6 separate regions of the Homo sapiens genome follow, and regions 1, 2, 3, 5 and 6 are each linked to region 4. Evidence: chromatin loops called from intact Hi-C (ENCODE). Cell type or tissue: endothelial cell of umbilical vein. All regions are shown on one strand.

Region 1 (5,000 bases), 130 kb after region 4:
CCACATGCAGAGGAATGAAATTGGACCCATATATTTCACCCTATACAAACATTAACTCAAGATGGATTAAATATTTAAATGGAAGACTTCAAACTATAATAAAAATTTAAATGGAAGACTTCAAACTATAAAAATATTTGAAGAAAACCTAGGATATAATTTCTTGTCAAGGGCCTAGGTAAAATATTTTTGGATAGGTCTCCAAAAGCAATTGCAACAAAAACAAAAATTGGCATGTGGGACATAATTAAATTAAAGAACTTCTGCACCATAAGAGAAACTATCAAGAGATTACACAGACAATGTATGCCAAGTATATACACTGCTGAATTGACAGACTTTTCAATGAATGGTGCTTGGAAAACTGTATATCTGTATGCAGAAAAATGAAACTAGACCCCTATCTCTTGCCATATATAAAAATTAAATAAAGGAGGATTAAATATTTAAATGTAATACCTCAACCATGAAAATACAATAAGAAAATGTTGAGGAAACACTCTAGGACAGTGTTCTGGGAAAATATTTCTTGAGTAAGACCTCAAAAATACAGGTAACCAAAGCAAAAACGGACAATGAAATAGCATCAACCTAAAAAGCTCCTGTACAGTGAAGTAAACAAACAACAAAGTGAAGAGACAGCCCACTGAATCTGAGAAAATATTTGCCAAGTGCCCATCTGACAAAGAATTGATAAGCAGAATCTATAAGGAGCTCAAACAACTCAGTAGGGAAAAAAAATTGTCAATTTTAAAAATGGGTAAAAGATCTGAATGGATATTTCTCAAAAGAAGAATGGCCAACAAGTATATGAAAAAATGCTCAACATCACTAATCATCAGAGGAGTGCAAATAAAATCTATAATGAGATATCTTATCCCAGTTTAAATGTCTTTTACTCAAAAAAGTAGGCAATAACAAATGGCGATGAGGATGTGGAAAAAGGGGAACCCTTGTACACTGTTGCTGAAAAAGTAAATTATTACAACCATTATGGAAAACTGTGTAGTTTCCTCAAAAAACTAAAAATATGACTACCATATGGTTCAGCAATTCTACTGTTTGGTATATATCCAAAGAAAGGAAATCAATATATTTAAGAAATATGTGCACATGCATGTTTAATGCAGGACTATTTACAATAGCCAAGAGGTGAAATCAACATCCATTTCCACCAATGGATAAACGGATAAGGAAATCCTGGTACATAATACACAATGAATTATTATTCAGCCATAAAAATTATGAAATCCTGTCATTTGCAATAACATGGAGTGTCCTCCAGTTACGTTAAATTAAATAAGCCAGGCACAGAAAGAAAAATATTGCATGTTTTCACTCTTATGTTGGAGCTAAAAACAAAAATTAACTCATGGACATACAGAGTAGAAGGATGGTCACCAGAGGCTGGAAAGGGTGGTGAGAATGGGGGGTATAAAGAGGGCGTGGTTAATGGCTACAAAAATCAAGTTAGAATAAATAAGATCCAGTGTTTGGTAGCATAATAAGGTGACTATAGTAAACAGTAAGTTATTGTATATTTTAAAAGAACTAAAAGAGTTGAACTGAAATTTTCCCAACACAAAAAAAGATAAATGCTTGAGGCGATCGGTATCCCAATTACCCTTATTTGATCATTATACACTTTACACTTGCATCCAAAACAACATGTACCCCATAAATATGTGCAACTATTATGTATCCGTAATAATTAAAACTAATCTTTTTATCTTCTAACTAGAATATGCAACAGTTCATTAAGGGAAATAATAAATGGAAAAGTGCAAGCTGTAAATTCTCTGTTTAGCTAGGATTGTAGCTTATCATTACTACACAAATCTAAAACTAATGACACTTTGAAATTTCTTTGCCAAAGATTTTTATTTTTTTGGAATAGTCGTCTTTAAGTTTCATTGTCCCACTTGAAATTACCTTCTGTGTATGTGGCATCTCTAATTAAAGATAGTGGAGTAAAGAAACATATGCATAAGTTTTTGCCCATGCTTTTCTTACTACTGTTTTGTAGTTAAAATGTAAGTGAATAAGAAATATGTAATTGGTGAAAATGGAACATAATTCCAGTTTGCATTTGCCAGGGATTCCTCAACTTCTCTGATTTTGATTTCTTCATCTATAGCATAAAGTTAGGAATAGACAACTTTTGCTAGGGTTCAACATGAAACTGTGTAAAAGCACTTTCGAAACTGTAATATTAAAATCTACATCCTTTAGGATATGCTGCCCTCATGTGGATGATGATTGATAGTGCTGAATAAGTATGATGAGTCCAAATTATTAGGAATTTAATAATTTTGTTGATGGCAAAATGATAAAGTTTCATCTAAATATATATATATATATCCAAAACAGAGATGAACACACACAATATATTTATTAGGAAATTCTGTGGTTATTCTCCAAGCACTAGTTTTTTTTTATATTTATCAAGACTTTTTCAGGTTAGAGTTAGTGCTATTTATAAATTAAAACAAAGATATAAATACATTAAAAGTTTAAGCAGATTTCATTAGCAACATATCGGCTCCATTAATAGGTTTAAAATAATTTTAAACAGTAAAATGACACAATTTTTATTCAATACTATATATTAAAACTTCTAAAACTATTTCCACTAACATCTAATTAATATCCAGGATTATCTGATATAATTTTCAAGATCATTGAATTAAAATATAACTAGGTTTCAAAATAATGCTGGAAAATATTATTGTCTGATCTAAAAATGTTCAATACCTAGTTTCCTGAGGAAGTAACAAAGGTAACACAATAAAAATAACAACAACAACAAAATGATAAACAAGACATTGTAATCCTAGCGTTATTGTGTTTTAATAAGCCGTTTGGAAATCACTCACATTTGATTTTAAATGAGAGATAATTTTACAGGCCTTAAGAATTTATTTGTTCAAAGTCATTCAATGAAAGGTCTAAATAGATTCAAATTACAGAATAACTTGATTGCAGATTTTTATATAGTTTGTATCCATGTTGTATAATCATCATAATTCTATGAGAAAATATCATTTCACAGAAAAATAAGCCTGTGGGAAAATGTGTGTGTGTGTGCCTATGTGTGTGTGTGTGTTGTGTATGTACGTTGAAGGGGGAAGCATGTACTGAATTTGATAGAACTGATTATATTTCACTTGAAAATATTTTTGAGACATCAAATTAAATAGAGTTAGAAATTCCAGGAACTCAAATTCATCAATATAGTTGAGAAATTCTACCAAAGTTTGGCAAAAATATTGTCACATGAGAACAGTTTTAAAAAGCACAAAAATATCTAGGCAAATTCTAATACATTTCTAAGTGTATTGATTCAAATGATCTTTTGCTATTCCTGCTGCCAAAAATAAATTTATTTTAGCCCTGCGGTAGTTGCATGATTATATAAAAATAGAGCACAGTTAAGTGAACACTTTCAAATGTTTCCATTTGCACCCCCAAAAAGGAAAGTATGTAAAGACTAAAACATATTGTCCATTAATTCCTGAAGCCCTTAATGTAGTAAAACCTTCATGCTTTTCAGATTGAGCTTTGAATAAAATTTCTTAAAAAGGTACTTCAAACTTTAATTGACTCTATTAAGCAACAAATGTAGAAAAGTCTTAAATGTAGCCCAATACCCTTATTGATTAAAAAATAGCAGTGAAATTTCTTAATCAGATGAAAAATATGAAACAACAGCTATTAAACAAAAAGAAAAAATAAAACAAGGAAACTACCTTGAGGAAATAATCTACTTAATAATGAATGATTAGAATAATTTTTAAAAATCAGGATCAAGACAAAGATGTTCTTTAACATCTCTCCAATTTAACGTTGAATTTGATGTTTTAATTAATGCAATATACATATTTATGTTTTTCTAAAACAAATTGCTGAATTATTCAAATCAGAAAGTCTATCAGAATTGCTATATATGAAACTAATATACAAAAGTAAATTGCAATCTTACACACAAATAACAATCAGAAATTTTAAAATCACTGAATGAGACACTACAAATAATACAATATACCTATTAATAAATGTAACATAAAAAGATTCTAGTAATTCTAAAACAAATTATCCAATGGTTAATTCTGTGTTTGTATGAACTTTATTTCTAAAATCTGTGAAATAAATAATCGGCTTGATATGGTTTGGCTGTGTCCCCACCCAAACCTCATCTTGAATTGTAGTTCCCATAATCCCCACGTCATGGGAGGGACCAGGTGGAGGTAATCGGATCATGGGGGCGGTTTTTGCCATGCTGCTTTCCTGAGAGTGAATGAGTTTCACGAGATCTGATGGTTTTATAAGCACCTGGCATTTCCCCTGCTTGCACTCATTCTCTCTCCTGCCCGCCTGAGAAGAGGTGCCTTCCGCCATGATGGTAAGTTTCTTGAGACGTCCCCAGCCATGTGGAAACTGAGTCAGTTAATACCCTTTCTTTATAAATTACTCAGCCTCGGGTATTTTTTCATAGTAGCGTGATAATGGACTAATACAGGGCTCAAAATAGCCAAAATACATTTTAAGGACAAAGTCATACTCACCTGAACAGCTAATAAGGTAAATAATAAATAATAACACTTAAGTAATAATATAGTGTGGTAACAACACAGGGATGGAAAACTAGCATATAAAGAAAGGTAGAGACCTAATCATATATGTATAGCTAATATGTCACTGCATTTCATACCACTGGGAAATGGGAAAAATTATAGATTGCTTAATTAATGACCTGAAACAATTGTTTAACCACATAGAAACAAAAAGAGAACTGCATTTTTTTGTGCCTAACAAAACCAATTACAAATTTCTTAAAGAAACAGATTTTAGAAAAAAATAATTTTTATTATATATTATCTGTCAAATAGACATATAGTATTTATATAATATATAATATTAATGTATAAATAATATAATATTTATTACATATTAAAATTATATATGTTATATATCATGTTAACAACTCCTGGTATAGAAGC
Region 2 (5,000 bases), 100 kb after region 4:
ATACATAAAACAATTAAAACAGTGCCTAGCATACTTCAGTGTGCTCATTTAATATCAGCTGCCATGAAGGTAATCATTGTGAAAATCTTGAAATTTTATTTATCTAAATGGGATTGAGGCATCGGATTTCTTGTTCCACACTGCTAGCTGGCTTCAAAATGTAGAAATATGTCGCAAATTACTGGGAGGCAAGGAGGTTTCTGGCTTCATTACTGTTACCATTGTTCTTTTGTTGTTTGCTACCAAGTTAAATTTTTCACGTGTGTCAAGTACTCCTGCTTAAGGCATTATTCTCGAGTACTTAATATTTTCAACGTGTGTCAATGATCATCATTCAATAGAAAAGCACAGCAAGGCTATAAAGATTGGAATAACACTGCAAATGATACATAGGTTGTAATAATCCAGCTATTGCAAAAATAAAGATAAGTTAGATACTGTGACATAGGTGGATTGAAATTTCTCAGTGGGAATTTGATTACATGGGGAAGCCTATTTTTTAAATTTTAAATTTTTATTTATGTATTTTTATAGAGCAGGTTCTTGCCATGTCGTCCAGGCTGCTCTCAAACTCATGGCCTCAAGTGATCCTCCAGTCTCGGCCTCCCAAAGCACTGGGATTATAGGCATGAGCCACCATGCCCAGCCATAAAGTCCACACTGTCAAACATAGCATTTGGGTGTCATGTAAATTCACATATATATTCTCTCAGTAATGCTTTGTAATCATTTTGGTAGCAATTGGGAAATGCCGTGTCTCAGCATTTTTTAGAAAATGCCAGTGGACACATAGAAAATGATTTTCAAATGTGCTTGAAAATCTTAAATGCAAATTTTCTTGGCCCTATTAAAATCATAAATTTATTGGTCAGCAATTGGGAAATGGCTAAACACAAATGGGCTCTATCTCTTACTTTATCATCTTACCTAAGGCTGATCACAGCCTTTTCTCATTAGTCTACAAGAAGAAATAATTTTCTTAATAATTATAGAATATGATAATAGAATTGGATATATGCAATTGTGTAACTTAATTCAACATTATTATGATATGTAGAATGATATATAATTAGTATATTTTATATTTTACCATTTTAATTGATAAGTTATTAGATATGAGACAATACTGTAGAAGTATCCATAAATTCCATTTTAAAGCAAGGAAACTGAGACTCAGAACTGGGATTCAAATATAAGTCTGTTTGTCTTCAAAATGTCATTCAACATTACATGATACTTCATAGAATTATATGTAAATAATCACCTTCGGATATTAGATTACCTCTCAAACATGTCATGGAAATAATTAAGTAATGGTGCCTAAACTGACAATGTGAAATTTACAAGTTCTATTCTCTCTTAGAGACCTCATATGGCAAGGACACTGCCTACGAACTTATGAAAATTAGATTTATGAGTGCTTTTTCTCTATAAACTATGTCATAATTGGTGCTTGTTTATAGTCTTAAATAATGATGGCAATACCATAGTTCAAACTCATCTAGGTTAATTTGAGTTTCAAGTGTTGATTTTAAAACTTACTCATTAGAAAGGAATGTCTCTGGTAAAATGCATAGAGTCCCAACAAATGATTAATAAGATAATGCAGCCTATTCATAAGAAGGGCACTAAATGTACCCTGTCCTGTTCTCTTCTATTGAGAGAAAGAGAACAAGATGTCACAAATCTTATGAAAAAGCTTCTCCTGTAACTTCGAATATGGGAAAAAAGGAGAGGGAACAAACTATTTTCTCACAACTTGCATCCTCTATATCCCCTCCCTCCCTTCCTCTAGAACTATTGGCAAGAGTATCAACATTGTTGTGCATAGTAGAAGTTTTTGTAAAAGAAAGATTCTTGTAGCTCTCTCTAGAGATTCTGATTAAGAAAGCCTGGAGTGGGACTCTAATTTACACATTCTATAAAACACCAGAGGTGACTCAATAGCCATATTATATATTGCAATTTCCAAGTGACGAAGATGAACTACTCATTTTGCAAGTAATAGATAGATAGACAGATTTAACAGCTACAAAGTAGCTCCTTTTGTACGAATGAAATTCATATTTAGAAATGCAGAAAAATAAAATAATGAAAACTTAAAACTTAAAGCCAATGGCTAAATATAATTTGAAGGGAAAGAGGAAGTTAAGTGAATCACATAACTTAAAACTGGCCTTTAGCCAAATATGCAGTGTGTTTTAAAATAAATGGGTAACTTTCCTAGTACAGTTTGCTTAGTGTGTAAACTATTCATTCGCTTAAACAATGAGTGTAAATTGGGTTTCATTGAGAACATTTTTTTCTTATTCCCTGGGTAATTATTTCTTCCATTTTTTGAAAGCTAAGTTTCTGAATAGATTAGTACATGATAAAACTATACTCTCTCATTGTTTTGCCTGAGTTGTTCTTACTGTCGTATTTTGGGGTCTTGAGCTTGAACCACACTGGGCCTCTGCAACAAAGCCAAAATGCAAGGGAAGCAAACCAGAAAGGGATAGCAACATACAATAAAAATAAATAGATATAAAGTCTATTCAAAGCAGCCTAGTGGTCAAGGCACATTTTAGGGGTACCAAAATTTCATCTCAATATCTGAATTTTTCATGGTCATTGAAGTTTTACCATTTTTTTAAGTATAGCATACAGATAGAAAACTCCAAAAATCATAGATATACAGAGAAACCTTCCAAATAAACACACCTGTGTAACCAGATTTCATGTCTCTGGTTAATTTGGTTAATGTTTAAGAATTAGAACATTACCAGCATACTGGAGCCTCACTCTTCCAGTCAATGTTACTCCCAATGGAAACCACAAGTCTGATTTCTAACACCATGGATTACTTTTGCCTTTTATTTTGAAAGTTATATTAATGGAATGGTATAGATGGACTCTGTGGACTTTGTGACTTTTTTCACTCAACATTGTATTTTACTGATTTATCCATGTTGTTGCATGTAGTTGTAGTTTTTATTTTTATTATTATATAGCATTCCATTATGAGACTATACCAATGTTTATTTGCTTTTGATAAGCATTTCAAAATTTTCAGTTTGGTTTACTACAAATAGTACTACAGTGAACATGTTATTTACATTTTTGGTATATATATTTTATGTGCATTTTCCTTGAGTGTAGCCTAGGTATTGATTTACTAAATAACGTGATGTGCATACGTTTAAGATATACCACCATATACTTTTCCAACCTGGTTATATTGATTTACAATTACACCAGCTGTACAAAAGCATTCCAGTCCCAGATTTTATACTCATCACCTATTATTTTATGTAATTTTCATTTTAGCCATCTTGGTAAATGTTTATTATGTTCTGGTTATAATTGATATTTCACTGCTGATAAATTTTGAGTAAGTTTTCACATTAATTCATCATATTGATTATTCATTATACCTCTTTTGTGAAGTACCCATTCAACTCTTTTGTCTATTTTTTATGTGTTGCCCTATTTTTTCACTGATTTGAAGAATATGAATATCTATGAGTGTGCATGTGCATATGTTTGCTTACACATATGTACATATTTTTATGTAGGTGTGTATATATATACACCTTAAGATTTTTTGTATCTTTGCTCTTTTCAAAATCTTTCTTATTTTCATATTGTCTATAGAAATATTAGTGATATCCCTATTTCATCCTCAATATTGATGAGTATTCTCTCTCTCTTTTTTAATATGTCTTGCCATGTGGTCGTCAATTTTCTTACTCTTAAGAAACACAAAACTGTTGGCTTTTTTGATATTACATCTGCTATTTCATCTGCTTATTCTATGACTTGAGTTTTTAGTCACTTAACAGTGTCTTTTGGTATTATTAGTCTTAATATTGTTCAATTTATAATTTTTTCTGCAGAGTAAGCATTTTGTATCCCACATAAGAAATATTTGTTTGCAACGAGGTAATAAAGATGCTCTTTTTTTCTACAGGATTTATTGTTTGTCTTTCACATGTAAATCTAAAATATATCTGGAATGAATATTTATATGGTAGGACTCCAGTGGTTTTCCCCACCTAGAGATATCCAGTTGACTTAGCACAATTTACTAAAAAGGCCATTCATTCCTCACTTTACTGCAGTCACATTTGTATTACATCAGTTGTCCTTATAAATGTGGGTCTGTATCTGGACTATTTTATTCCACTGGTCTTTTATAAATGTTTACATGAACACCATATTGCTTTAATTAATATAGCTTAACAATGTAACTGAATGACTGATAGTAGAACTCAATTTCATTTTTCCTCAAGAATGCCTGGTCAAGTATTGGCCTTTTGTTTTTCCATATACATTTTAGAAGAATCTTGACAATTTCCCTTAAAAAAAAACCTGCTATGATCTGTATTAGGATTGCATTTAATCTATTGATCAATTAGTCAAGTAATTACATGATTACAAAAAACTATGCTTTTATTTGGGAATTATTTGCTTACCTCTAATAATTTGTTATTTCAATGTAGAAGTCGTATACTTTTGTTAGATTCAGTTCTCCACATTTGACCTATCTTGATCATTTTAAATGATATTTTCTTTAAAGGCCATTTTATAATTTTTGTTCCTGGTATGTAGAAATGCATTTGATTTTTAGTTTAACCTTTTATCCAGAGACCTTATTAATTTCACTTGTTAATTTTAATAGTCTACAGATTCTATCAAGTCTTTTTACATACAATATAATGTCAGTTATCAATGACAGTTTATAATTCTTCCTTTAAAAACTTTGTATTTTTTTTAGTTCTTCTTGTGCTGCCTAGCACATTTAATAAAATATTTAAAAAATAGTGAATTGAGCACTTAGGCTTTTGTTTTCAGTCTCAGAAGTAAAGCTTTTAATATTTTATCACTAATTCTATTTTTTGTATTTCTTAAATTGAAATTCTTCAATTTGTTAAGAAAATTTTCTCTAATTATGTGTTGCTAGAATTGTATCCTTATGCATATATTGAGATTATTTAATTCTCTTTTATAATTTTTAA
Region 3 (5,000 bases), 59 kb before region 4:
AAAAGTTAATCACCAAGAGAATGGAGAAAATGTCCCCAGGGCATGTCAGAGGTCTTTACCGCATCCCCTCCCATCACAGGTCTGGAGGCCTAGGAGGAGAAAATGTCTTTTTGAGCCAGGCTCAGGGCCTTGCTGCTTTGTTCAGTTTCAGAACTTGGTATCCTGTGTCCCAGCTATGGCTAAAAGTGGCCAATGTACAGCTCAGGGCATTGATTCTGAGGAGGCAAGTCCCAAGCCTTGGTGGCTTACACATGGTGTTGGGCTTGTGGGTATACAGAAGTCAATAATTGAGGTTTGGAAACCTCCCCCTAGATTTCAGAAGATGTATAGAAATGCCTGGATGTCCAGGGAGAAGTTTGCTGCAAGTGTGGAGCCCTCATGGGGAACCTCTGCTAGGGCAATGCAGAAGGGAAATGTGGGGTTGGAGCTGCCACAAAGAGTCCCCACAAGGACATTGCCTAGTGAAGTTGTGAGAAGACGGCTATGATCCTCCAGAACCCAGAATGGTAGATCCACTGACAGCTTGCACTGTGCACATAGAAAAGCTGCAGGCACTCAATGTGAGCCCATGAAACAGCCACAGGGTCTGTACTCTGCATAGCCACAAACTGCACACGGCCATGGGAGCCCACCTCTTGCAACAGCGTGCCATGAATGTGAGACATGGAGTCAAAGGAGATCATTTTGGAACTCACCAAATAACTAACCAGCCAGAATTGGACTTGTATTGGACCTGTAGTCCCTTTGTTTTGGCCAATTTCTCCAATTTGAAATAGGAACATTTACCCAATGCCTGTATCTCCATTGTATCTTGGAAGGAACTAACTTGCTTTTGACTTTACAGGCTCCTAGGTGGAAGGGACTTGCCTTGTCTCAGATGAGACTTGGACTTTTGGGTTAATGCTGGAATGAGTTAAGAATTTGAATTTTTAAGTTAATGCTGGAATGAGTTGATACATTTCAAAACCAATCATGTCTTCCCAAAAGGGGAGTCTTAATTTTTGGGAAGTTAAGCTTTCCCAAAAGGGGACTCTTTATTTCCCTTTTGGGAAGGCATGATTGGCTTTGAAATGTGAAAGGGATGTAAGATTTGTGAGGGGCCAAGAGCGGAATAATATGGTTAGGCTTTATGTACCCCCAAATCTCATCTTGAATTATAATCCCCTTAATCCCTACATGTCAAGAGAGAGACCAGGTGGAGGTAATTGGATCATGGGGGCAGTTTTCCCATGCTGTTCTCAGGATAGTGAGTGAGTTCTTACAAGACATGATGGTTTTATAAGTGTTTGATAGTTCCTCCTGCATTCGTTCTTCTTCCTGCCACCTTGTGAAGAAGTTGTCATTTCCCCTTGAACTTCCTTGATTGTAAGTTTTCTGAGGCCTCCCTAGCCATGCAGAACTGTGAGTCAATTAAACCTCTTTCCTTTATGAATTACCCAGTCTTGGGCAGTTCTTTATGGCAGTGTGAAAACAGACTAATGCAGATAACTTTACCTGATTTTTTCCCTAAATAGAATGTTGTTTCTTCCTTTCTTCTTTCTTCTTTTGAGAAATCTGAGTTGTCATCTAAAACTCAGCTCAAATATTTCCTTTTTCATGGACCCTTTCCTCACTCTTCAGGCTTAGCCATTATTCTGCTCTAAGGACCAGGGAGGCTGGAAGGAAGAGGAATGAGCACAGTACTAAGGGAACTAAGCCATCTGTAGAGCTTACCCTCCCTGCAGGAGTGTTCACAAATAAAAGTACAAATTCCAGTGTGGAGTGTGACAACCTGGAGGGTGATTGTAGGTGTTATTCATGTCTATTGGGGAAAAAAGGTTTCAGGTAGAAAGCCTCTTATAATGGGGATATTTGTAAATAAGTGGGTAGGAGTGGGAAGGCACTGTGTTAGGGTTCCAGATTTCTTTGGTTTTTGAAATAGGATTTTCTCCAGTAATTAGAATGACCAGGAAAAACATCTGATCCTAAAGGAGATGCAGTTGGAGCACACATGAGGTTCTCCTCCAATTAGTACGAAATAGCACAAAATCCCAGTCAAGGATAGGGGCGAGGAGTTGCTTCATGTGGATTAGCACGCTTTTAAAGTTAATCGAAAAGACTAGAGCATAGTGAATTAAGTGATATTTTGAGGAAATGGTCTTAAAATGAGAAAACTGATTAAAAACACTATTCTCTTCTACCAAGCTCTGTCAACTTTACGTCAAGCACTAGAGGAAATAACACCATTGTAAATTAAGGCCTTCTATCTGAAATTGATCAAGAATAGGGAATGTGAATACATTTATTTTTCCTTTTTGTACTTTCTTTGTACTGTGCTGTTATATTCAGTATGACACATTATGGCAGTGTTATTATTATGTGACCTCCTTCAAAATAAAGGTCTACCTTTTACTGAACTGTGTTTTCACTGGCTAGCATAATGTCTGGCATTTAGCTAATGCTAATAAAATGTTTCTTGAATTAATTTTTAAATAGTCTTATATATTTAATTGAAACAACTATTTGAATTGAACAAAAAAAAAGATACTACTCAGACTAATTCACTCTCACAGAACTTGATAAAACACCAGCAAATTAATAGCTTTGACTGTCTCTAAACTTTTGGATCATTTTTGATTTTTCCTTTGCTCCAAGCCAGAAATCCAAAAATGAAATAACATTGCCTAGTCAATCTGCCTGCAGATATTGAAATGTGCCACTAGAGAGCAGCAGGATACTGTGCTGCCAGCATAGTCTGAAGCCTCAGTCTGTTCTGGGGTTGATCAGATGACACAGTCTTCAACAGAAAATTATTCTACTGCTTTATATAGATGAACAATTATTTATAGAATTAAAATATATAATTTTTGCCTAAGGAGTCCATTTTTACATAATTTGTAATTGGTAAGTGGTTTATTTTTATTTTTTTACTGACATAGCATCAGTTTTGTTCAGCTGTTTGAAAAAAAATACATAGACCATGAAAGGAAAAAATAATAATTAAGTGATTAAGAAGTGGAAGGGTTCTTTTTATTTCACATATTACAGTAATATTTTTAGCTTCTATGTTCTTTTTTATTTTTCTACAATGACAACATATGTATTTTGTAATTAAAATGTAAATATCAGGGAAATAATTAAGACATTTTGGTGTCACTTTGCTTGCACTGGTTGAGACTGGCCAAATCTGATAGCAAAGAAATGAAGAGAAGAAGGGCAGAAAGAGAACTCACTAGTGAACAATGTCACCTGAGCTCCTAAAGTTGCAAAGCTCACATTGAAATGGAACTGCTAGTGCAAGAGCTTTCAATCAATCACAGAACCACCTGACAGAACAAATGCTGGACAAAAACCAACCATTTGTAAAAGCAATATGACAACAACAATAATGACAAAAGATAAAATACCCTTCCCCATATAGGTAGGATCATATAAGACTTCTCTGAAAAAAAAAAATTGAAGCCTACAGAAGGATGAAAACTAAGCCTTGAACAATTGAGAGGTATGACGATTGTATATAGGAAGATATAAACTCATACAGATGACAAGTCTTCCTAAATTAATTAATAAAACAAAAGCAATAAAAGCAAAAGATTTGTTTTATATTTTAATTAGACATGCTGATTCCATGTTCATACAGAAAAATCAACAAGAATGGCCACACTTAAGCTCTTTCAAGGAGGCCCCTAATTCAGGTCTCACAGTCTCACATGGTTGCAGGCACACCTTGTCTTCTTACCCCTTCAGGCCAGGAGTGGTGATGGCTTCCTACCAAAGCCAGTCCCTGGGGTTCTTAGCACTTCTCACCACTTTCTTTATCTTGTCTGTACTTTCATGAATAGTTCCTTCATTAAACTATCTTCAACCAGATCCTGTTGAGTGAAATTATATTCCTGCTTGGCCACAGTAAGGTTTTTTGTTTATTTATTTGTTTTGTTTTTGTGAACTTGGAGTAGGGAAGGCTTTTCTATTCAGAGCTCAAAATCAGACACCACATAAGAACCTTAGATAAGATTGACTACATAAGATCAAAACATTTCACAATGTCTGAACTAACGTACACCCCACCAACAGTGTATAAGCATTCCTTTTTCCCTGCAACCTTACCAGCACCTGTTATTTTTTGACTTTTTAATAATAGCCATTCTGACTGGTGTGAGATGGTATTGCATTGTAGTTTTGATTTGCATTTCTCTAGTGATCAGTGATATTGAGCTTTTTAGACAGTGTAGCAATTCCTCAAAGACCTAAAGACACAGATACTATTTGTCCCTGAAATCCCATTACTGGGTATATACCTAAAAGAATATATATTGTAATATTATAAAGACACATGCACTTATATGTTCATTGCAGCAACAGCAAAGACATGGAATCAACCCAAGTGCCCATCAGTGATAGATTGGATAAAGAAAATATGGTACATACACACCATGGAATATTATGCAGCCATTAAAAAAGAATGAGATCATGTCCTTTGCAGGGACATAGATGGAGCTGGAGGCAATTATTCTTAGCAAACTAATGCAGGAACAGAAAATCAAATACCACATGTTCCCATTTATAAGTGGGAGCTAATGATGAGAACACATGGACACATAGAGGGGAACAACACACACTGGGGCCTATTGGAGGGCAGAGGGTAAGAAGAGGGAGAGGATCAGGAAAAATAACTAATGGATACTAGGCTTAATACCTAGGTGATGAAATAATCTGTACAACAAAACCCCATGACACACATTTAGCTATGTAACAAACCTGCACATCCTCACATGTACCCCTGAACTTAAAATAAAAGTTAAAAAAACAAAAAATAAAAAAAATCTGACAGGCAAAAAATGAAATTAAATCAAAACTCTTTGCATTGTAAAAAATCAATTCAAAAGTAAAAAGATATGTGATAAATGAGACTAAATATCTGTAACTCTTAATATGGAGTAAGGAGTAATGCTTCTAGTACATAACATAGCTCCAAAAAATCAATCAGGAAAAGACAACAACTAAAGAGAAATCTGAAAAAG
Region 4 (5,000 bases):
GCCTGGTATTTAGCCCCCGAATTCTAAGGAAAAATAGGACAGAATAGCAAGTGAAAGGGGTCTGATGCTACTCACCACTTGGTGATTGTCCCTTCACGGTTGCCAAAATGTGTCCAGAATTGGTTCCTTTCAGTGGGTTCTTGGTCTCACTGACTTCAAGAATGAAGCCACAGACCCTCGCGGTGAGTGTTACAGTTCTTAAAGATTGTGTGTTTGTTCCTTCAGATGTTCAGATGTGCCCGGAATTTCTTTTTTGGTGGGTTCGTGGTCTTGCTGGCTTCAGGAGTGAAGCCAGAGACCTGCGCAGTGAGTGTTACAGCTCCTAAAGTGGCACATCTGGAGTTGTTTGTTCCTCCTGGTGGGTTCATGGTCTCGCTGGCTTCAGGAGTGAAGCCACAGACCTTCGCAGTGAGTGTTACAGCTCTTAAAGGTGGCACATCTGGAGTTGTTTGTTCCTCCTGGTGGGTTAGCGGTCTCACTGACTTCAGGAGTGAAGCTGCAGACCTTCACAGTGAATATTACAGCTCTTAAAAGTAGTGACCCGAAAGAGCAACCCAAAGAGTGAGCAGCAGCAAGATTTATTGTGAAGAGGTAAAGAACAAAGATTCCACAGGGTGGAAAGGGACCTCAGCGGGTTGCCACTGCTGGCTCTGGTGGCCAGCTTTTATTCCCTTATTTGGCCCTGCCCACGTCCTGTTCATTGGTTCATTTTACCGAGCACTGATTGGTGATTTTACAGAGTGCTGATTGGTCCATTTTACAGAGTGCTGATTAGTCCATTTTACAGAGTGCTGATTAGTGTGCTTTACAGAGTGCTGATTGGTGCATTTACAATCCTTTAGCTAGACACAGAGTGCTGATTGGTGCATTTACCATCCTTTAGCTAGACACAAAAATTCTCCAAGTCCCCACCCGACCAAGAACCCCGGCTGGCTTCACCTCTCACTAGGGGCAGCAGGGTTCTGCTGCGTCTGGATCCCAAATTTCTTGCTCATGGCTAAACCATTATGTGAAGCCACAAAGTGAGAAAAAAGGAGCTCCTCCTCTGGGAGACTGACCAGGAGAAGGCCTTTAAAGAAATCAAAGGACCCTTGACTCAGGCTCCAGCTTTAGGGCTGCCAGATCTAACTAAGCCTTTCTTTTTCTATGTCCATGAGTGAAAAGGAATGGCCATAGGGATCCTAACCCAAGTCATAGGGTCATGGCACTGCCTGGTGGCATACTTATCCAGGAAGTTAGATTCTGTGGCACTTGGATGGCCTCCTTGTTTTAAGGCACTATCTGCCACTGCTCTGCTGGCACAGGAAGCTAATGAACTGACTTTAGGACAGCAACTGACAATCCAGGTACCGCACTCAGGTGTAACTTTGATGGACCAAAGGGGGTACCATTGGTTATCAAATCCGAGAATGACTTAATACCAAGGGCTCTTATATGAAAATCCCTGAATAACTTTAGAGATTGTGAATACTCTAAACCCAGCTACCTTGCTCCCCAATGAGTCAGTGCCAGGAAGTGCCCTTCATTGCCGTGTGGATGTGGTAGATGAAATGTTCTCAAGCCAGAGAGATTTGACAGATCAGACCCTCAGGGACCCGGACATTGAATATTTTATTGATAGGAGCGGCTTCATTCTAGGGGGGGTCCACTGAGCGGAGTATGCAGTAGTGACTTTGGACTCAGTAGTAGAGGCACAGTCTTTGCCTACAGGAACTTCTGCTCAGATAGCAGAGCTAATAGCTCTGAGAAGGGCTCTCCAGCTAGCAAAAGACCGAAAGGCAAATATTTACACAGACTCTAAATATGCTTTTCCACTTGGCATGTTCATGGGGCTATTTACAAAGAAAGAGGACTTTTAACTGCTGGAGGAAAATAAACAAAGTACAGGAAGAAATTCTACAGCTCTTAGACACCGTATGGGCCACAAAGCAGGTGGCAGTGATGCACTGTAGGTGGCACCAGAGGGCAGGAACATTAGAGGCTAAAGGAAATAGAAAGGCAGACACAAAGGCAAAGTGGGCTGCAATGATGACTCCACCTTCTAAAGAGGAAGCCTTAACTATGCCTCTCCTCCCAGAGATCCCCCTCTCGGAGACCCTAAGCTACACTCCAAATGAAAGAGCTTAGTTTGCTCAGGAAAATGGAAGCTACGTTGAAGGAGAATGGTGAAAATTCTGCAATGGGAGGCTAGTTGTACCTGAAATAGTGGCCCAGATAACGACCATCTGGGCTGCATGGTGAGGGCTATACTAAACCTGAGTTATCAGCCTGTCATAGCCTGATTAAGTGCCTTTGTCTTGCTTCTGTACATTAGTTTTCACACCACTTAGGAGTAGGTATATAAACAAAACCTTGTCTTTGTTTGGGGCCCAGTCTTTGGACGTTGAGTCTGCTGGGTCTGAGTGCACTCAATAAAGATTCTCCTGCTTTACCCTGAGGTCTCTCTTGCCCTCCTGATTTTTCTGCAGCAATAGCACCAAAGCAACTGCTGTATTTCCTCATACCACATCATAATTCCACAGGGAATTATGGATATACTCAGCACGGCCTTTCAGGGCCATTTTGTTGTAAAAAGTAAAATAAACATTATCCTCTGCTCTACATTAATTTTGCAGGACCATTTTTTTTCACTTTTTTCTTTATTTGTGCAATACATATTCTTCTAAACATCTCCCATGTACAGCAGTTCTTTATGACAAATACAACGGTCGAGGGGGAAAGCTAAATCAGAAATGGATTCCACATTCAAATAACTTAGGGTCTAGAAAGAAGACAAACCATGTAATTAAGTGACCATAAAACAAGATGGGGATGAATAAAAGTGATTGTAGACAGTAAACACCATAACAAAGTAGTAAAAATCTTGCAGTACAGAACCTAGAGTAATTCTTGACTCCTTTTCTGTTCTTTTTCTACAGACAGGGTCCAGGTTGGCATGGTCACAGTTCACTGTAACCTGAAACTTCTACGCTCAAATGATCTTCCCACCTAAGCCTCTCAGTCTCCCGAGTAGCTGGGACTGCAGGTGCATGCCATCACGTTTGGCTAATTTTTAGTATTTTGTGTAGAGATGGGGTCTTGCTATGCTGCCCAGGCTGGTCTAGAACTCCTGGCCTCGAGTCATCCTCCTGCCTTGGCCTCCAAAAGTGCCGAGATTACATGTGTGAGCCACCAATGTCTCCTTTATTTATTATTCCTGCAAACTAAGCAAATGGTTTAACTTAGAGCCTCAGTATCTTTACCTGTGAAATGGTAATAATAGTACCTACCTTAAAAGTTGGTGTTGGATTAAATGAATAAGTTACCCTGATCTGTTTCATTGTCTACCAACAACAGAATTGTTGAGGGAATTAATTATATCACAATAATTACATAAAACCTAATTGATATTAGTTTAATAAAAAGTAATGTATAAATGTTTGTTCTTTTCCATTGCTATAGCTAGATTAATATTGATCCAGAGCATAGAAGGACCATTCTTGCTTTTCCAAGTTATTCAATCTGGATAGTTCACAAGTGAGCAACTATACATAATTAACAACAACCTAACTATTACAACTATATAGTTCTGATATGTCAGTTATAATATCTGTTGATTTAATTATCAAACCTCAATGTAATGGTTATGAGCTTTTAATATTTCTTTCCCATTTACCCAAAAGCTTTAAATTACATTTCTTTGATATGACAGAAAATAGGAAATGGAAACTAAGAGATTAGAATTAAAACATATTTACTATCATAGCTTTAATATAACCATGGTTACATTGTTTAATGCACACGTAAAAGTAGCCAGGGACAGCTGGGTAGCCTGAGGTTCCCATGCTAGGAAGGAGAGCATCCTGCTAAGGATTGGAGTTTAGAGACACACGAATGAAAGTATCTGTCAGGATGGAATGATCTAGATATGATGGCCATGGATCTTCATTGATAGAGAAACTGTCTTCTGTATTAACTGACAGGAGAAAAGTGAAGAAAAGCAAAGGATATTCAAATGACAGATAATTTGGCTGCATAAGGGAAGAATAGTTCTAACTTCAAATCCAGCCCTTTCATATCTGTGTCTTAATGTTGCTCCATGTTTTATGCCAATCAAATTTGATAACATGAACTAAGATTTTTTATAAGGTATAGTGTATGGAAAAATAATACAGCCTTATTCTTAGGTATCAACAGACTATTAAACAAACTGTAATCATAAGATATGAAATTGGGTTATTTATTACAGTGATAAACCGCTGAACATTGTGTGAAAAACGTAGGATAGTTTTGCATTAATTTTAAGTTTTTATAAATTCTATAAACATTGGGATTTATTAAAAAACAGTGTTTTAACTGATGATATTCTGTTGGAATTTTCTAGCAATAAATGGGTGTTTTGTTCAACTCTTCATTTGTTTCTTGTTTCTGCTGTTGTGATTTATTGAAGTATATAATTTAGTAATCAAAGAACATTCATTTTACTTAGATTTGTATAATGTTAGAATGGTGATCATTAAAAAGTCAGGAAGCAACAGATGCTGGAGAGGATGTGGAGAAATAGGAACACTTTCACGCTATTGGTGGGAGCGTAAATTAGTTCAACCACTGTGGAAGACAGTGTGGGTGATTCCTCAAGGATCTAGAACTAGAAATACCATTTAACCCAGCAATCCCATTACTAAGTATATACCCAGAGGATTATAAACCATTCTACTATAAAGGCACATGCACATGTATGTTTATTGTGGCACTTCTCACAACAGCAAAGACTTGGAACCAACCCAAATGCCCATCAATGATAGATTGGATAAAGAAAATGTGGCACATATACATCGTGGAATACTATGCAGACATAAAAAAGGGTGAGTTCATGTCCTTTGCAGGGACGTGGATGAAGCTGGAAATCATCATTCTCAGCAAACTAACACAAGAACAGAAAATCAAACACCACATGTTCTCACTCATAAGTGGGAGTTGAACAATGAGAACACATGGACACAGGGAGGAAACATCACACA
Region 5 (5,000 bases), 62 kb after region 4:
ACTGATAAATTTACTTAAGGAAGCCTGAGGTACAATTCCACAGGTTTCCAAAATTTGTCAGATTTCAGGCTGTCCGAATGTATTATATTATCTTGCCTATTGAATTGGTTTTAAACTTACACTATAAAATAATTTTCAATAGCAGATTTGTATACACAATTGAAAATATAATTTGTTCAGCTTTTGTTTTCAGTAGTTCACTACTGCAGAAAGTTGACCTATACAGACTCTATGTCTATGGAATGTGTCAGTTGACTGCATGAAGGTTGGTAGGAAGTGGAGGTGGTCTGTGGGAGCCAATGGCTCTATGCGTCATCAAAAGGAGAAAAGAAAATCATAGCTTATAAAATCACAAAATCACATTTAGAAAATAAACAAGTTAGCCTAGAAAGCTAACTTTCTAAGCTAGGGAATCTCAGAAAATTCAAACATTTCAGGTTCTCAATCAAAGAGAGACAGATTGACATACGACTGTCTCAATGCCCTCTATGTGCCTGTTCCTGATTCATTTGGAAGCCTAATGCTTCCCCATAAGGGCAACAAAATACAACTATAATAGGTGCACATAAACCCCTTTTGTCTGTATTCTCTCTTTAATACTCTTCCACCCTCTTTACAAAATGAAAATAAAACAACCCTGACTGGCAAAGATTAGGAATCTGTTGGCAGCATCTTTTTTTTTTTTTTTTTTGTAGTTCTTATTTTATTTTTTTTTTTTCATTGATCATTCTTGGGTGTTTCTCGCAGAGGGGGATTTGGCAGGGTCACAGGACAATAGTGGAGGGAAGGTCAGCAGATAAACAAGTGAACAAAGGTCTCTGGTTTTCCTAGGCAGAGGACCCTGCGGCCTTCCGCAGTGTTTGTGTCCCTGGGTACTTGAGATTAGGGAGTGGTGATGACTCTCAATGAGCATGCTGCCTTCAAGCGTCTGTTTAACAAAGCACATCTTGCACCGCCCTTAATCCATTCAACCCTGAGTGGACACAGCACATGTTTCAGAGAGCACAGGGTTGGGGGTAAGGTCACAGATCAACAGGATCCCAAGGCAGAAGAATTTTTCTTAGTACAGAACAAAATGAAAAGTCTCCCATGTCTACCTCTTTCTACACAGACACGGCAACCATCCGATTTCTCAATCCTTTCCCCACCTTTCCCCCCTTTCTATTCCACAAAACTGCCATTGTCATCATGGCCCGTTCTCAATGAGCTGTTGGGTACACCTCCCAGACGGGGTGGTGGCCGGGCAGAGGGGCTCCTCACTTCCCAGTAGGGGCGGCCGGGCAGAGGCGCCCCTCACCTCCCGGACGGGGTGGCTGGCCGGGCGGGGGGCTGACCCCCCCCCTCCCTCCCGGATGGGGCGGCTGGCCAGGCGGGGGGCTGACCCCCCCCACCTCCCTCCTGGATGGGGCGGCTGGCCGGGCAGAGGGGCTCCTCACTTCCCAGTAGGGGCGGCCGGGCAGAGGCGCCCCTCACCTCCCGGACGGGGCGGCTGGCCAGGCGGGGGGCTGACCCCCCCACCTCCCTCCCGGACGGGGTGGCTGCCGGGCGGAGGGGCTCCTCACTTCTCAGACGGGGCGGCTGCTGGGCGGAGGGGCTCCTCACTTCTCAGACAGGGCGGTTGCCAGGCAGAGGGTCTCCTCACTTCTCAGACGGGGCGGCCGGGCAGAGACGCTCCTCACATCCCGGACAGGGCGACAGGGCAGAGGCGCTCCCCACATCTCAGACGATGGGCAGCCGGGCAGAGACGCTCCTCACTTCCTAGATGAGATGGTGGCCGGGAAGAGGCGCTCCTCACTTCCTAGATGGGATGGCGGCTGGGCAGAGATGCTCCTCACTTTCCAGACTGGGCAGCCAGGCAGAGGGGCTCCTCACATCCCAGACGATGGGCGGCCAGGCAGAGACGCTTCTCACTTCCCAGACGGGGTGGCGGCCGGGCAGAGGCTGCAATCTCGGCACTTTGGGAGGCCAAGGCAGGCTGCTGGGAGGTGGATGTTGTAGCGAGCCGAGATCACGCCACTGCACTCCAGCCTGGGCACCATTGAGCACTGAGTGAAGGAGACTCCGTCTGCAATCCCGGCACCTCGGGAGGCCGAGGCTGGCGGATCACTCGCGGTTAGGAGCTGGAGACCAGCCCGGCCAACACAGCGAAACCCCGTCTCCACCCAAAAAATACGAAAACCAGTCAGGCGTGGCGGCGCGCCTGCAATCGCAGGCACTCGGTAGGCTGAGGCAGGAGAATCAGGCAGGGAGGTTGCAGTGAGCCGAGATGGCAGCAGTACAGTCCAGCTTCGGCTCGGCATCAGAGGGAGACCGTGGAAAGAGGAGAGGGAGAGGGAGAGGGAGAGGGAGAGGGAGAGCGGCAGCATCTTTTAAGAAGAAAATATGCTTTACATTTCTTTAATACATTTATAAGTTAAACTGATGGTCTAAAGGAATGTGCTAGTTTCCCTCTGGTCTTCCTGACTTTCCCAGGCCTTCATAGGTATAACTCAGGGGCAAGAGCTTGGTGGTTGTAGTTGTGTGTAAGTTTGAGACGAGTGCTCTTAAAAAATGGATTGATTTCCACTCATTTCTTGTTTATGTGATTCTGCATACCAAAAGAAGAAAAAACCAAGAGTTGTGGAAATGATTAGAGTATTTGTGTTTCTGATGCCAAAGTAATTAATCATTTCATCTTTAATATGTTTGACATTTAATGATATTAGAAACTCACGTTTATTCCAGATGGAAACATACTGACACATGCACAAACACACACAAAACCAATTTTTATTTCTGTTATGACCAAAATTGTTAGAAGACATTCTTATAAGATATAGAGAAGCAACAATTTTGATCCACTAACCCTTCATGTTCTTTCCCTCTGCATTTCTCAGACACTTTGAAGCTTGCAGAGAGCTTAAAATCTAAACAGCCTGTGCTTGTGCTGACTTATGGCCACCACCCTGAACCACTTCCTGGCTTCCTGGCTTTGCTAGCTGTTGAAACAGTGGAACTTGCCTCATGTGTGTGTATGTGTGTGTGTGTGATTGTGGGTGTGGGTAGTTTAACCTTTTTATATCTTAGCTGCCTGTAAACTCAGTGATTGCTACGTTCAGATCAAACCTTGAACTTTTTTTTTTCTGGTGCCAGGAGCCTTCCTGTGCTCCCCATTGCCTGCCAGAACCACCACCGTTTCCCATGGTTACTCTACAGCAGCTTCACTGCCTGAAAATGAAAACTGAACAAAGGGATTAAATTGTGAGGTAAAATTTGCTTTTCAATTTCTTTCCTTGAAGTTTTGTCCTATCCCCGCAGAATATTGTGTGCCTCAGAACAATTTCTGTTTTGAACATATTTTATAATTAGAAAGTCTTTTGCATAATTCCAATTTTCTTATAGGAAACTTTCATTGTTTATGCTGTCTAAAATCTCTCAAGCTTTCAATGTTCAATTTTATTTTTCTACATTTAGTGGAACTGAAGCATGCAAGGAATGGAGGTCTTCTCAAGAAACTGTAAGCCACTTAAAGAAAAAGAAATCTTTTTCAAGTTTTCGTTTCTCTGCTCCCATCCTTCATCCAGTCCTACTCACATGCATTCATGCACACATATGCACATACACACACCTTTAAGGTGCACTCCAGAATATAAAATATGTCGTTTACCACATTTATTTAAGTAGCTTGATTTGATGTGTATCAGATAGAGCTAAACTTTGTCAGAGTATGACAAATGAAAGAAATTGTTTTTTCTAATTGATGGAAAAATATAGTTTTAATGTAAAATGACTCAGTTTCTTCTAAAACAGGCATTGTTTTTTATTTTTCTCTTTTGTTCCATTAATATTCCTTAAAGTCAATTTTAGACATTTTAATTTTCAGCCTATGGCTCATCTTAAATAGGAAGTCTTGAGATCCCATGTATAATTTACAACTACTTTAAATAGCCTGTTCCTTTCCAATAGGGTTTAAAATATTTTATGAACTAATTTTTAGATTTTAAAGTAAATGTCATTCATAAATCATCTTTCAGCATATCTAGTTTAATTATATTAATTATTTGACATCTTCCAGTCCTCCTCTCCATACTCTTCTCCCCATATAATTCAGAACTCATCATTTATCCACTGGTCATGACGAGGTAATGCTGTTTGATGCCTAATACCCTGTAGCTTCCTGAATTGGACACACCCACTTCCCAGAGGTGACTAGCATATATTCACAAACAGCTGCCTTATTTTCATCTTCCTACTCATTCCATCCTTCTCCGGCAACAATTTTACAGCATGAAGTGCCTGACCTTTTTGTCACGGGGGATTTTCATTGTCAAAGCAAAAATCCCTTCCAATTTGTAAATACTCTTGTTTGAATGAGATAAATCACGGACATTTTTGACTCTGGGTTGGGCCTACGGTAAATTTTCAGTATGATCACATGAACAGAGCTGGGCAAACTAAAGTCCATTCCTGGGTTGCCACTCCCTTTCTGTGTTTCTTTGAGCAGACGCTCTGAAGATCTGTTTCCTAATCTTATCCACAAAATGCAAGTAAGACTTATCATTTCAGGGTAGGTAATGATTAGAGATCATATACATGAAGCACAATCAGTACAATTTGTTTTAAAAGACCCTGAATTCATTTTGATTAAATCATTTACTTACACCCTGTATCATTAGATAATTAAAGGTAGTTTAAAGTCATTTGCTCAAGTTTTAAGTGCAAACAAATTAGTTGAGGATCTTACTAAAATGTAGATTCTGATTCTGGGTTGAAACCTGAGATTCCACATTTCCAACAAGCTCTCCGTTAAGGCCAATAACACATGGGGCTTGTACATGGACTGTAATTTGAATAGAAACTGTAAATCAATTTTATGCATATAAAAGAATAGTACAAATTAAATTAAGATGAATAAATAAAGAAAAGGCAAAGGATGAACCAAGACATGAAATGGAACCAGAAATGATGCTATAAATATATAATATAAGCTACTTGCTACATGGGGAATCAATTTGTCTATA
Region 6 (5,000 bases), 49 kb after region 4:
AAGGAAGTGCACACACAATGAAATTTTATCTGTACATGTAGGTATATAGTAGTAGCATGAATGGAGTGCTAGCATGAATGGAGTTTTCTAGCACAATGCAGTGAAAAAACCAAATGTGTTCTAAGAACAGACCTCTAAAGAAGAGTAGCTGTAGCACAGTTGAGGAGGAAGCCAGTCACAGTGACATTCTCATAGAGATACAGTCCCTACTGTCATGAACAATGTTCTTTGTGAGCATGACTATATCTGGGTCATTAAAAGTTCTACTAAATAGCCTATTTTGCCTCATAACCCACTGCTCAGAAGCCATCTTCATTGTTCTGGCTTCTCCTGTTACTTAATGAGAAAGTGAATGCAAAAATAATAATTACAAAATACTATACTTGCATAATACTGACCATCAGTGATAGTACTAAGTGCTTCACAAGCATTATCTTTGAAAATATGCGCACCATCTCTGTGTATTAGGTATAGTATCATCCCCATTAATATATAATAAAATGATTTATTTCAGTTTTAGTAAAATTAAGGTGATATTATGTAGTACAGCTGTTGAGCTTTCCAAGTTTACATTAAATAACTTAAGATACATGAGACCTTTTAGGTTTCTGTATATTTTTAAAGAAATAAAGAGGTGGGTCTAGAGTTAATTTTGTGTCACCTGGCTATACAATGTTTAACTGACATAGGTGGTTTAATATATACCCTGTACCTATCATAGTGTACTCATAAAATAATAAACTTTAACCAGTAAATAAACACAGAATAGTGATTCAGACTTCTAGCATAGCTAGCCCATTTTTAATCTTTCCTGAAGAGCTGTAACTTCATGGCCAGTATCTCCAAAGGTGAAGAGTTAACAGAGGGAGGAGTAATGGGGTAAAGGTTGGAGATATTAAAGCGCAAATTACATGTTAATACAAATATAATTTTTATGTTTTACTGAAGCCACCTAAGAGATCTCAGGGTAAAAACACACTCTTTTAAGAGAGCTTTTGTTGTTTCTTTTTCGTGAAATGGAAACCACAGGCAGATATATGGGCAATAGAGGCAGCTGCTCACCTTTCCTAAGGCTATGAAAAGAATAAAAGGGCCATCTGTGTCTCCCCTTGCTTCTTCCTAACCTTGGCATAAAAAGGAGAGGTAGTCCTGCAACTCAATCCCTTTTATGGTAAACAAGAAGCAGGTGAGCCTCCCTGTATTTTTGTGAGTTAGAGTGTGAATGTTGGTCTGATTCCCAAGAAAGTAGTAACTCTCTTATCCTCTTTTTTTCTGCTGAGAAAAGGATTGTGAGTGTATGTGTGCTGTAGGTAGAACTGCGTGTGTATAAGTGGGGAAAAAGAACATATGTATAAATGGGCATAAGGTAACGAGCTTTGTTATTTCCTTCTCCAGGGGCAAGAAACAGGCCAGAAGTAAATAGAAAAATTATAGCCCTCAAACAGGTCTTCTTTCTTTGGCAGCTAAGAAAGTAAGCACTCATGTAATTCCCAAGATTACTACAATTTTGGTACTGAGACATTCATTGTCTAGTGTTCTGTAGACTCATTTTTATTAACAATGAGAAAGAAAGAAAAAAATACATACCCATTTGCTTAGCCCCAAGAACCTTGTCTGGCCTAACCAGATACCTCTCCCTTTCTTGAGAAAGAAGTGAATATATTGGTTGGTGGCAGTTGTGTATGAGAATTTACTTTTGTGCTCATTTTGGTTTCAATTGTGTTTACACAACAAGCAACAAGTAGGTTGGAGAATCTTGATCTGAACTCAAGTCTGTCTTTCTGATACTGGAGTTCATGATCTCACCACTGTACTGTTTCCATTGAAGGTTGATTAGTTGGTTTGGGGTGAAATAAATAATTAGAGATAAAACAATTGTGATAACAATTACATGATTGTATTTACCAGGTACAATTGGCTCAATAAAATTAATCTGTTTTCTATACCTAGGACTAAAAACTCCTATTATATGTCACATAACTCTGTGATTATTAACATATTCCTAACAGCCTTTCATTTAGAAATACCTTTACTGAGTACATTCTAAAGGCTAGGATCAGTCTTAGTCTATAGTACCAGTGTTACAGAAAAGGGGTCCCAATCCAGATCCCAAGAGAGGGTTCTTGGCTCTCACACAAGAAAGAATTCAGGCCTAGTCCACAGCACAAAGCAAAAGCAAGTTTATTAATAAAGTAAAGGAGGCTGGGCTTTGGTGGCTCACACCTCTAATCCCAGCACTTTGAGAGGCCGAGGAGGGTGGCTCACTTGAGGTCAGGAGTTTGAGACCAGCCTGGCCAACATGGTGAAATCCTATCTCTACTAGAAACACAAAAAATTATCCAAGCGTGGTGGTGCTTGCTTGTAATCCTGTTACTTGGGAGGTTGAGGCAGGAGAATCGCTTGAACCCAGGAGACAGAGTTTGCTGTGAGCTGAGATCATACCACTACACTCCAGCCTGGATGACCAAAAAAACAGAAAAAAAAGAAAAGTTTTTTTAAAAAAAGAAAGTGAAGGAATAAAAGAATGGCTACTCCACAGCCAGAGCAGCCCTGGGGGCTGCTGGTTGCCCATTTTTCATTTTTGTAGTTATTTCTTGATGATATGCTGAACAAGGGGTGGATTATTCATGCCTCACATTTTCAGACCATATAGGGTAACATCCTGACATTGCCACGGCATTTGTAAACTGTCATAGCACTGGTAGGAGCATAGCAGTGAGGATAACCAGAGGTCACTCTCGTCACCATCTTGGCTTTGGTGAGTTTTAGCCGGCTTCTTTACTGCAACCTGTTTATCAGCAAGGTCTTTATGAACTGTGTCTTGTGCCAACTTCTTATCTTTTCCTGTAAGTTAGAATGCCTTAACTGTCTGGGAATGCAGCCTGGTAGGTATCAGTCTCATTTTACCTAGCTCTTATTTAAGCTGGAGTTGCTCCAGTTCACATGCCTCTGACATTTACCCCCTCCCTTTTATAGGAGAACCCTTTATCCTAAGAGAGCAGAGGGATGAAGATCCATCTTCTGTAACTTTTTCTGCTGAATAAAGGTGATGATATTCCTGCCTAACCATGAGGGTCTCTTGTGTTTAGAATAGAGAGGAGCTCAGTCAGAAAGTGTTGGTATGGCTAGTGCCATATATAACTCCGAATTCTGACAAAAGGTGATTACTGGAAGATTAATAAGTTTTCAATATAATACAACATTCAACATTGTCCTGAATACCTATGCAAAGACTAAAACAGCAATATATTCCACAACAGTAAAGCAAAATAAGTAAAATTATCCCAAGTAAATTAATTAGTGGGCTTTCCATGAACTGGGCAATTGTTGGAACCAAGCTGATATGGGTTTGCTAGGTGACTCCAGTATATGCCCGGTATAAGAATACTGATTCAGATTTTTACATAACTGATTCCTCTTTTTTTTTCTGAGCCGCAGTTAGAGATCACTGGTTTGTTCACAGGAATATGCAGGATTACCATAAATTGCAGAAACATATTTAAAAACAACTGAGGAGACTAGAATCTAAGAGCAAATATACCATAGTTCTTCAAACATAATATTTCTCTCTCCAGTTTCCTATTTTTACTAAAGACAAATCGTGGTGAGACTGATTTGCCTTATTATATTTTGCCTGATTATTTGTATAAAGTGCAGCAAGAATAATTAATTTTCACATAGGCTTCTCAAAATTGGTTTTGATGAAACCCTATTCTATAGAAAGAATCTCAGATAAGATATTTTTGAAGTTGAGTCCTGCTATTTGTACCCTCAAATACCTAAGAGTTGGGTAAATTCCTCTCCCCTTGGGGCCTCAAGATAACCTGTGGCTCTTGGACCTGTTCAAAAGTGAGATTCTTGGTCAGGCATGTTGGCTCATGCCTGTAATCCCAGCATTTTGGGAGGCCAAAGTGGGCAGATCACCTGAGGTCAGGAGTTCGAGACCAGCCTGCCCAACATGGCAAAACCCCGTCTCTACTAAAAATACAAAAAATTAGCTGGGCATGGTGGTGTATGCTTATAATCCCAGCTACTCAGGAGGCAGGAGAATTGCTTGAATCTGGGAGGTGGAGGTTGCAGTGAGCCGACATTGTGCCACTGCACTCCAGCCTGGGCGACAAGAGTGAAAATCCATCTAAAAAAAAAAAAAAACAAAAGTGACATCCTTTAATTACCACAGGTCAGAGACCCTGTACAGGGACTGTGTAGGGAGTCCAGTTCCCCAAAGGGCTTTTACTGACTTTACAACTCAAGTTTGATTCCTTAAAGGAAAGCACACCATTCCAGTCAAAGCCTTGATAAAATAATTTCTCTGTGTCTTGTTGAAAAAAAAAACAGATTCTTATTGCACTTATGCAAATAATTATAGTGCCATAAATTAAGATAAAAATAGTTTCCAAATTCTGGAGAAATCAGGTAGAGAGAAACAAATATACACCAAATTTTGTTTACAGAAGTACACTTTACTCAATTTCTACAAGCTGTAAATAGCTCAAAGGTTTCCTTGACTCTGAAGAAACGAAACAAAAGATCAGCAATATTTTAAGCAGAAAGAGTTAAAAAGTTTACTTCAGTTTTCTATTGGTTCAGTTAATTCAGTTTACTCTTATTCTGCTTGATATTCATAAACATTTCAGCTTTCCTTGAGTATTGAAAGTTTTCCCCTCTATTCTAATGTCATAATTACCAGTTATCAGAAACCTGCATTCAAGAACACCTGCTAGAGTTCTATAGCTGATTATAAACCCAGCTTCTAAAGAGGGTTAAAACAACAATTGTTTGTAGATGACAAAACATCTTAGGACAGCCACTATTAAAGTCACAATTGATAAGGAAATTTGGTTACTTCTGTGGCACGTAACAATTTTACATAATAATTATAACTATTAATAATGTACCCTAAGTCATATTAGAATTATAGGAGTTTCCCAATATTATGGAACATATACCAATAACATATTTATACAAATATAGCCCAAAGAAAGCCAAACATCATTTCA

Evidence for each region. Peaks named below come from ENCODE experiments on the same cell type or tissue, not always from the same donor. Only the 100,000 strongest peaks of a DNase experiment are listed, where the experiment ranks them.
Region 1: a loop joins it to region 4, with 18 times the contacts of the local background. A loop is called at or near these places in 22 of 110 quality-filtered maps.
Region 2: it touches region 4 in a loop (5-fold over the local background); 2 of 110 quality-filtered maps call a loop at or near these places.
Region 3: it touches region 4 in a loop (6-fold over the local background); 17 of 110 quality-filtered maps call a loop at or near these places.
Region 5: a loop joins it to region 4, with 6 times the contacts of the local background. A loop is called at or near these places in 12 of 110 quality-filtered maps.
Region 6: a loop joins it to region 4, with 5 times the contacts of the local background. A loop is called at or near these places in 9 of 110 quality-filtered maps.

What each region holds. Positions count from the first base shown.
Region 1 is chr4:69,686,956-69,691,955 of GRCh38, reverse strand. No RefSeq gene overlaps it. Among named protein-coding and RNA genes, the nearest start is that of UGT2A1, 36 kb to the right of the region's middle. In endothelial cell of umbilical vein, a CTCF peak has its summit at 2,236 (motif pointing left); a DNase peak (open chromatin) is centred at 2,065; H3K27ac peaks cover 321 bases.
Region 2 is chr4:69,715,734-69,720,733 of GRCh38, reverse strand. No RefSeq gene overlaps it. Among named protein-coding and RNA genes, the nearest start is that of SULT1B1, 42 kb to the left of the region's middle. In endothelial cell of umbilical vein, no CTCF peak of the experiment used is centred here; DNase peaks (open chromatin) are centred at 1,923 and 2,103; H3K27ac peaks cover 3,166 bases.
Region 3 is chr4:69,879,068-69,884,067 of GRCh38, reverse strand. No RefSeq gene overlaps it. Among named protein-coding and RNA genes, the nearest start is that of SULT1E1, 21 kb to the right of the region's middle. In endothelial cell of umbilical vein, a CTCF peak has its summit at 2,683 (motif pointing right); a DNase peak (open chromatin) is centred at 2,697; H3K27ac peaks cover 430 bases.
Region 4 is chr4:69,820,508-69,825,507 of GRCh38, reverse strand. It overlaps a transcript of SULT1E1 not described here. Among named protein-coding and RNA genes, the nearest start is that of SULT1E1, 37 kb to the left of the region's middle. In endothelial cell of umbilical vein, a CTCF peak has its summit at 1,927 (motif pointing right); a DNase peak (open chromatin) is centred at 1,937; H3K27ac peaks cover 502 bases.
Region 5 is chr4:69,758,704-69,763,703 of GRCh38, reverse strand. It overlaps SULT1B1 (sulfotransferase family 1B member 1), which reads left to right and starts at 3,084. Exons shown (of 8, transcript NM_014465.4): 1 at 3,084-3,245. In endothelial cell of umbilical vein, no CTCF peak of the experiment used is centred here; DNase peaks (open chromatin) are centred at 3,033 and 4,363; H3K4me3 peaks cover 1,518 bases; H3K27ac peaks cover 3,545 bases.
Region 6 is chr4:69,771,474-69,776,473 of GRCh38, reverse strand. No RefSeq gene overlaps it. Among named protein-coding and RNA genes, the nearest start is that of SULT1B1, 13 kb to the right of the region's middle. In endothelial cell of umbilical vein, no CTCF peak of the experiment used is centred here; a DNase peak (open chromatin) is centred at 2,763; H3K27ac peaks cover 2,485 bases.